Linked DNA regions of Mus musculus: region 2 is linked to region 1. A link is a contact called in ENCODE POLR2A ChIA-PET data. All regions are on one chromosome and are shown on one strand. Each heading gives the region's core, a stretch centred on a gene start or an enhancer-like site at or near the end of the contact. The rest is flanking DNA. Distances are from core to core; before and after follow the strand shown. Region 1 holds the start of Tbc1d13 (TBC1 domain family, member 13). Region 2 holds the start of Lrrc8a (leucine rich repeat containing 8A VRAC subunit A).

Region 1 (4,458 bases), core at 1,266-3,765:
TTCTAAGAGCCCCTAACAATAGCACATTTGCATTGCAGGTTCCGGTAATGGTCAGGGTGACTTTCTTTGAATTAACACTCTTTGAACACAGGAAGCGGGTGGGTGGAGGAATGTCGCTGTTTTATGATTAGCATACCTTGGAGCACTGCGTTTACTACTCTTTCAAGTTCAAATCCCAGAAACCACATGGTGGCTCACAACCATCTGTGATGGGATCCGATGCCCTCTTCTGGTGAGTCTGAAGACAGTGAAAACTTATCAGGCATTGTGGGGTGTGCTTATAATACCAGAACAGGGGAGGCAGAGACCTGAGTATCAAGAATTCAAGCTAACCTTTGCTTATAATAATATAGTGAGTTTGAAGTCTCCTGAACTACCAGAGACCCTGTCTCAAAATAAGAAAGGATGGAGGAAGGGAGGGAAGAAGGAAAGATTTACCTCAAGCAGGGCATGGTAGTGGTGGCACACGCCTTTACTCCCAGCGCTCAGGACACAGAGGCAGGAGGCACATCTGTGGGTTCAAGGCCAGCCTGCTCTACAGAGTGAGTGCCAGGACAGCCAGGGCCACACAGAGATACCCAGTCTCAAAACCAAAACAAAACAAAGCAAAAAGAAAAAAAAAGAAAGATTGAAAGACTCACCTTATATGGAATATCAAGGTTCAAGAAAAAAAAGAGCAAACTTGAAAAGGTGAACAGAGTTGGTGGTGAGTCCAGACCGCACTGAGAGTAGTGAGTTTGGGTTTCAAATTAACAAAGGGTGGTTGTGGTAGTTTGAATAGGAATGTCCCACAGACTCATGTGTTTGAATGCTTGGCCACAGGAGATGACACTGTTAGGAGATGTGGCCTTATTGAAGGAAGTATGTCACTCTGCAAATACTTTTTTTTTTTTTTTTTTTTTTTTTTTTTGGTTTTTTCGAGACAGGGTTTCTCTATGTAGCCCTGGCTGTCCTGGAACTCACTTTGTAGACCAGGCTGGCCTTGAACTCAGAAATCTGCCTGCCTCTGCCTCCCGAGTTCTGGGATTAAAGGCCTGTGCCACCACGTTGGGCTTTTTTTTTTTTTAAGATTTAATTAGTTATTTTATGTATATGAGTACACTGTAGCTGTCTTCAGATAGACCAGAAGAAGGCATCAGATCTCATTACAGATGGTTGTGAGACACCATGTGGTTGCTGGGAATTGAACTCAGTACCTTTGGAAGAGCAGTAGTGCTCGTAACCACTGAACCATCTCTCCAGCCCCCAGCTCTCTTTTTTAAATTAAAAAAAACATTGTGTGTGTGTGGGAGGGGTACTGAAGAAATAGTTCAGAAGTTAAGAGCTCTAGTTACTCTTTCTGAGGGTCTAGTTCATTTCCCAGCTCACAACTATCTACAACTCCAGTTCCACAGGAATCCAACACTCTTCTGACCTCCAGGCAGGTAAGTGGTGCACAGACATACATGCAGGCAAAGCACCCATACACATAATTTACAGAAGAAATTGTGTGCCTGTGTGTGCAAATATGTGTAGCAATAACGTGTGTATAGGGGCCCTGACCTAAAGGCCATTTGCTTTCCTTGATGGCTCTCCCCTTTATTCACTGAAGGTAGTCCAGCGAGTCTGTTTGCCGTCTAAACCTTGCACATTCCCGCCCCTCTTGGCAGCTCTTTCATGAATTCTGTGGATCCAAACGCCAGAGCTCACGCTCACGTGAGTGCTTTATTCCCTGGAGCATCAACAGCGAATTCACTTCTAGCAGAGTGAACTTCTTGAACCTTCAACTTCTGATCTTCCTGCTTCCACCTCTCAAATGCTGGCATTACTGGCATGTTTCCCCAAATCCAGCTACAAGGAGTGCTGAACCTGAAACCTGGTTTCGTGCATGCTAGCCAATGATTTTCATAGTTGCTCTTTTAAGTTCACACTCACAACTGAGTTTACCAACTGAGTTACACCCTTAGCTCCTGTTTTTCATTTTCTATTGCTTTAAAATTGTGCAATTACAGAAATTCTACTTGGGGATGGGAGTGCGGGGGAGGGGAGGAGTTTCAAGACAGAGTTTCTCTGTGTGGCTCTTCCTGTCCTGGAACTCTGTAGGTCAGTTCAAAGATCCTCCTGCTTCTAGCTGGGATTAAAGGCGTGAGCTACCACCGCCAGGCTTGCCAGAATTCTAGTTTATGAACTTCCAAAGTCAAGGAAACCTTGAGCTGTACTCCTCCGGCTCCTCCGAGAGGTATTTACTGAGCAACAGGGTCATTTCCATAAGGAAGGACTCGACATTGAATGAGACCACACCGGAGACTAAGTCTAGTTCAAACAACTAGTTCAATCAACCAAACAACTGTACCGCAGTTAATGACAGGGAGTGAGAGAGATAGACAAGTGTATTCAGTAATCAGAAACTGAGGGCGGGAGACTCATAGCCAGCGGGATCACTGACAGTCACGCCGTCCTGACGCTCAACTGACGGTTTGCCTAGCCTTAAAGAAGTCCCCGTCACGTGACCCTTGGGCGGACCCAGCGCGGCCCCGCCCCCGCGGAACGCGCACGCTCCAAGTTCTGCTTCCTGCCGGAGGCTTTTGCCCAGCGCCCCGTGTCCCCGGAGGGAGGGGGGCGGTGGCGGTGGCGGCAGCTGGGGCTGCAGAAGCAGCTCGGGAGTCCGGAAGTCAACACCATGTCGAGTCTGCACAAGAGCCGGTAAGGAGACCTGAGGTCAAGACTGCACCCAGACCGCTCCGTCCAGGCCGGGCCTTCGCACAGAGAGAGCTGCTCAGCGCATGTGCGGCCAAGAACAGCCCCCTCCCCCGGCGGCGAGCCCCCTTACGGTCTCATTGCCTGTGTGGCAGAGGCGAGAAGCAGAGATGCTTCTCTTACCTCAGTGTCACCTTTCTTTCTCTCTCACTCGGGACCCCTTTCCCTAGTGTCTCCCTTGTCCAGCCCCCTATTACCCTCCCCGCTTCCTCGCTCTAGGATTCGCACCTTCCCCCGCCCCCAAATGCCCCTGTCCCTGTGCTCCATGCTCATGAGAAACACCAGGGGATCCAGGTTCTCCAATCTGGCCTCTTAAATCCACCTCCTACCCCCACCCCAGGCACATCTTGCAACGCCCGCTAAATTCTGGTCACTCCAGGACTAATTTTTAGTCTTTTGTCTTTGCCTGAGGGCAGGCCCGAGAAGTCTGTGCCCCCTCCCCTTTACCCAGCCAAGAGCTTCGGGAGCCATGGGGAGATTGTACAAGTCTGTTGTCTGTGGATCCAATTACTCCTGGTTGCAGGAAGCTTGGTTGTGTGAATTCGGGTAGTGGTGTGCTGTGGGCTGGGCTTGGCCGCAGCAAGTGCCCAGGAAATGCCAGCTCGCTAACAGTGGACAGTGCTTAATGTTAAGTTCTCACTTCAAACCCTTTGGATTAGAATACCTCTCATGGCTTTTCGTTGACATGGCAGATCTTAGAGGAAGAAACTTGTATTGTCCACTTCCCTAAGCTGGTAGTTGGAGACCGTTGGGAGTGAAAGATCTTTGGGCTGGCTGCAAGAGTGGTCATTAAGCCTGTTACCTTGGCGTTTCCTTTTCTGCCCTTGAAGGATTGCAGATTTCCAGGATGTCCTGAAGGAGCCCTCCATTGTGTTGGAAAAGCTTCGAGAACTCAGTTTTAGTGGTAAGATGCACTTTTACTCAGGGTTTCCCTGGAAACCTGCCTGCCGGCAGAAAGCTGGCCCTTAGCTGGGGGGGGGGGGTGATCCCCCAAATCCCTTGAAGTGGCCTGAAGACTGCACCGGTGGTAACCCTTTGTGCCTAGGGAAGGCCTCTCAGCATTTCTCAGCTCGTTTCTTGAGTTAAGGAAGTTGCAGGGTGGTTCCCGGGTTCTCTACTTGGCTGTGGATCAGAGCTGAGAGTGACCTTTGGTTAGTGTTAAAACTCAAGCCGTAGAGCACCAATTTTAAGGAATTGAACTTCCACCACATTTGACTTTGCCCCCCACATGGTTAATGTTCCAGCACAGCAATAGCTGGATTTTTACCCCGTCTGTAAAAACATCCCAAGATGTTTGTAGAGCTCCTGTGGTACTGCCTAGTAACTTTTCAAAGAAAGAATTTAAGTCGCCTGTGTCGTGCAGATTGGGGTGGGGTGGGGTGGTTAATTGGCTCATTGTCAGGGAAGCCACCCTCAGAGCCATTCTTCTGAACTCCTGACAGCATTGCAGAAGTTGGCCTTCCCATTCTGGAGTGGTGTGGAGGCCCCAGAGGGGAAGCTGCCTGTGCTGATTGTGCAGAGCTCGGACTGCACATCACACCTGTCTTAATCCTGGTTGCTCTGTCTACAGATCCGTGTCTTTATCTGTAAGTGAGGACGATGCAGCTAATCCTCCATCCTTACTGGAGCTAAACTGGGAATTGAATGAAATGGTGGTTGTCTGGCACAGAGCCCTCAACAGGACCAATGTGGGGAAGCCACAGAGCCATTGCTTATGTCTAG
Region 2 (4,458 bases), core at 1,101-3,600, 100 kb after region 1:
GTGTTGCTTCTATGTAGACCATTCTAGAGTAATTAAAGATTCTATGTCAAAACTCAGGGATCGATTAGACAAGCGCAGAAGGGCAAGAGAAGATAGACAGAGCTGGTTTGAAAATTGGTTTAATAAGTCTCCTTGGTTTACCACCCTTGTTTCTACCCTTGCCGGTCCCCTAACCATTCTTTTGCTTTTGCTCACTTTTGGACCTTGCATTCTTAATAAGTTAGTGGCTTTTGTAAAAGACAGGGTTAATGCTGTACAGGTAATGGTGCTCCGACACACCAGTACCAGACTTTGCCAGAAAAGGAAGTGGGGTCGCTCTAAGATTAGAGCTACTCACAAGAAGTGGGGAAATGAAGAGTGGAAAAATACTGACTGCCCTGAGAACATGGGCCCCAGCCCCCTGCCAGAGGGCCTAATTACCCGGAACTTTTGAGAAAAACAACCGCAGACTGTTTCAATGTCCCAGGTGGTATTATTTGCAGATCCCCTGTGACTGGAGCTGTGGGCCACCATGTGGGTGCTGGGGAATCGAACCTTGGACCTTTGGAAGAGAAGCCAATGTTCTTTTTTAGTTTTTTGAGACAGGGTTTCTCTGTGCAGCCCTGGCTGTCCTGGAACTCACTCTGTAGACCAGGCTGGCCTCGAACTCAGAAATCCGCCTGCCTCTGCCTCCCAAGTGCTGGGATAAAAGGCATGGCCACCACGCCAGGCAGGATATCTTTTCTTGATGATCCATCCTGTTTCTCTTGTCCAGTGGTATCTGAATTTCTCTGTTGTATGTTTTTCTTCTCCTGGGAAGATAAAAACAAAACCCTGCCCCAACCCTAACTCTGGATTCTTTTGTGGACTAGCAGGGTATATCTTTCCCAGGGCAAAATGCTTTTTGGCAACAGAAAAAAAAAGCATTATCTTTGAAGTTGAAATTATTATTATTTTTAAAGTTTGAAACTAAATATACCTTAGTATGTGGATAAATATACTTATATCCCCCTTTCTCTTTATATAAATTTAAGGTTAAGGGGCTGGGCTGGAGAGATGGCTCAGCAGCTAAGAGCACTGACTGCTCTTCCAGAGGTCCTGTCACTGTAAAAGGGGGCGGAGATCATTCAGTGAGGGAAGGGTCATCTGTACAGCCTGTGTATATTAGTCAGCTGGTGCACACACCACTGATACCCAACTCCACAAAAACTCATTGCTGTGCTCCCTGCCTTTCTTCTTTCACGTAAGCTACTGGAACTCGTCCCATACTGGAGTACATGAAACACTTTGTTTTAATAGCTGAACAATTTCCCAACCTAAGGATTACTACAGTTAGCCTGGGAATTATGAGGACCCGGGAAGATTAACACACACACACAGCTAGCGTCTGGAGGCTTGGTTCTGAAGATGTGGTTTTATCCTCAGCTCAGCTCAAAATTCGCTGCTAACGTTAGGCTGGAGGTTTCCCGATAGAGAATTCCCCTCACACCCTCTGCCAATCCTCTATCTCCAGCCAGAAGCCGGGGAACCGGACAAAGAGATCCCCACCAGAAGCCCTTGCTTACAAAAGTCGGAGCAAAATACTGGATAAAGCAGATACTTAGTTTCAAAGTGACCACTGGACTCAGGACACACCTACCAGATTCCTAAACTCCAATACCTTCTCAAGCACGGCACTACCTCTCTCCCCTCTTCTACAAAAAGTTCCTAACCCAGTCCAGTCCAACGACTTCAAAGATCTCCTAGTGTGAGACAGTGAACTCGCCGGGGCGCGACTAATCGCCCAAGAAACCTTTAAATTTAGTTCAACTGTGTTTATTGCAGCGGCGGCGGAGAAGCCATTCAGTTAACTCGGAATTATGCGGCTTTTCAGGGACAACCGTCGCAAGCCGGACGTGTCGAGGCGCGCGTCAGCATCAGCAGGGCAGTTACATTTGCGGGCACCTGAAGAGTTTGGGCAGCGAGTCAGCTAACGAGCAGCACTAAAGGTATGAGGACGCTGGCCCAATGGCGATCGGAACCCGAACAAAGGAGGTGAGCGGATACTTGCGTCAGCTTGGGTCACTTGGCCGCTCTGGCCAGAGTAACGCATCCCTTAAGTTGCAGGGATCCCTGTCCCTTTAAGGGGGCTTAGTTCTGTCCCGTTACTTCCGCCCCGAAGTGGCTTGGCGCAGGCACGTGGACGGGAGTAGGGTGAAGCCGCCTCAAGCTTTCCCCTTAACAGACATGGCGACGGCCGGGATGCCGCGGGTGCGTCCGGCCGTGACGTCACTTCCGGGGCGGGGGAGGCAGAGTGGTGCAGTGAGGGACAAACAAAAGGAGGCGCTGGAGGAGCGCGGCGGCGGGCGGCCGGACTGGGAGGTGGAGGGCCCGGGCTGCCTGCGGGCGGCTGCGAGCGGAGAGCCCAGGTGAGCGGGTCGGGTGGGGGATGAGACGCGCGCTGTCACCGCACGGGACGCTCTCCTCGGACGCGCGCTCCGCCCCTTCAAGTTCTGCGGGGCTCTCGCTGCCCAGGGGCGCCGGCCACCCTGGCCCCGCGCTGGGCTTCGCTCCGCCCTGCCTCCCGCGGGCGCCGGCTCCGGTCTCCACCCTCCAGGCCGTGCGGCGGCGCGCGAGCCCCCTCCCGGGCACCCTGTTCTCCGCGCGCCTCTCACCCGAGTTTCCGCCGCGGTCCTCAGGCCGCACTTGCCGCGCTGGTCCCCGCAGATCCGCGCCCCTTGGCGCACGCGCCCCCTTCCCAGAGGTTCCACCCGGGGTTCTCTTGACAGCTCCCCCACCAGCTCTTACAGTTCTTGGCCGTGGGCTTCCCGGCGCCGGCTTCTCTTTAGACCACTCCCTCTTCCTGATCTCCCGGACTGTCCCCTGCTATGGGGAAGGGAGCACAGGCTTTTGGGACCTCAGACTGGGGCTCCCTGAACGACCGACTCCTGATATGAGAGTCTGTTTCGTTCTGTCCCTGTTTTGTGCATCTCTTGGGCAGGAGTGACAAGTACAGGAGGTTGTTGGTGAGCTGGAGGTCAGCAAAGGCGACCCCAAGCTGAAGGAACAGCAGAGTTCGGGATGACAGTGGCAGGGGGTGGGGGCTTGTTTTTTGAGATAGGGTCTCAACTATGTAGCCTTGACTGTCCTCAAACTCTCTCTGTAAACCAGGCTGGCTGGCCTCGAGCTCACGGAGATTCACCTGTCTGGTTCCTGAGTGCTGGGTAGAGACGTGGGCCTCTAACCTCTGTTTGAGACCAGGGTTCTTGAACCTGCCATGCACTGGACTGGAGTGAGTCAAGATGGGCTGGTTCTGCTTGATACAGTTGTTGTCTTGTTTTGAAAGAACACATTGAGTGAGCATTAGCTTTTTCTTGATGGGAACTGGGCTGACATAGTGGTAGTTCTAGGACAGCCACTCTTGTACAACCTCCTCTAACGCTGCCCTAGCTAGGACAGGGACAGCTTTAAGGATGAGGTGTGGAGGGGAGAGAGTCTTTGTGAGGATGGGGACACTTGTCTGCTGAATTTTGGAGACAGAAATGAGTAGCCAGAGGCTACAAAGTCTTTTCCTGCCTTGCAAGTGTGTCAGTGGTCTCTTTAACTCTGCCATCTGTGTTATGTCCTCTGAAGTAGAGAAAATGGCCAGTGCAGGAAGAATAAGTTGACCATTGAGGGTAGGAGAGGGGGTATATTCAGAGGCTCAGGGGTGGTGCCAGTGGGCTAGGCCGTTCATCCTGCTGTTTCCTTGATGAAGGTCGGGCTCTCCTCCAGCTGTCATGGGCAGGCAAGGGCAGGTGAGCAGTGTTGGAGGACAGCTTCCTGGAGATTTTCTGGGGTCTGAAGCTCCACATTGTTTGGGGGATGGTGTACAAAGCAGGGACCAGAGAAGCAATTGACAATACCTCCCACACCCAGGAGTCAGCCTCACATTCCTGTTCTCCATACCTAAGGCACATTTGCTAGGATGGAGTTTCCTTGCAAATCTGAATGGCCTTTGTGGAGGGCATGGGCTTCTGAGGGTCAGCCTAATGGGGCAGAACCCCCGCTTGCTGCCTGGAACCAGCCTGTTCCTAGGTCACTGTCCTGAGACTGTAGATTTTCCAGGTTTTTACAGAGACATTGAAGGGCAGGCTGACCAGTGAAGACCTCTTGATAACTCAGAAGGAATAAATGCAGACATTAAATAAATATAGACTACAGTGGTCCTGAAGCAGCCCAGAGGAGAGAGGAGGGAGTCTTGGTCATTGAGCAGGCTATCCAGAGTACATGTCCTTCAAGAAGGGACTAGAAGAGTCAGTGAGTCCAGAGTCCTACTTCAGCCCTGGCTGTGAAGTAGACAAGTAACTGTTCAGTATCAACAGTGTTCCAGTCCTGTCTGAGACAGAGGGTGGGGCAGAGGTGGACTGGATGGCCTCTGGTGCTTTGCTGCATGGTCACGTATAGCCTGCCTGTCTTGTCTTCCTGTGGCTTGGGGGACTGAGTTTGGCCTCCATCCTT

The links. ChIA-PET counts read pairs that join two places held with the same protein, here RNA polymerase II (POLR2A).
Region 2: POLR2A ChIA-PET joins it to region 1 with 26 read pairs in Patski. The contact joins the promoter of Lrrc8a here to the promoter of Tbc1d13 in region 1. POLR2A ChIA-PET finds 5 or more read pairs at or near these places in 4 of 5 experiments (Patski and embryonic stem cell).

Annotation. Positions count from the first base shown.
Region 1 is chr2:30,131,231-30,135,688 of GRCm38, forward strand. It overlaps Tbc1d13 (TBC1 domain family, member 13), which reads left to right and starts at 2,516. Exons shown (of 12, transcript NM_146252.3): 1 at 2,516-2,682; 2 at 3,567-3,640. The coding sequence starts at 2,660.
Region 2 is chr2:30,235,419-30,239,876 of GRCm38, forward strand. Lrrc8a (leucine rich repeat containing 8A VRAC subunit A) reads left to right here and starts at 2,351. Exons shown (of 4, transcript NM_177725.4): 1 at 2,351-2,387. It overlaps 1700084E18Rik (RIKEN cDNA 1700084E18 gene), which reads right to left and starts at 2,213. Exons shown (of 1, transcript NR_028299.1): 1 at 1,779-2,213.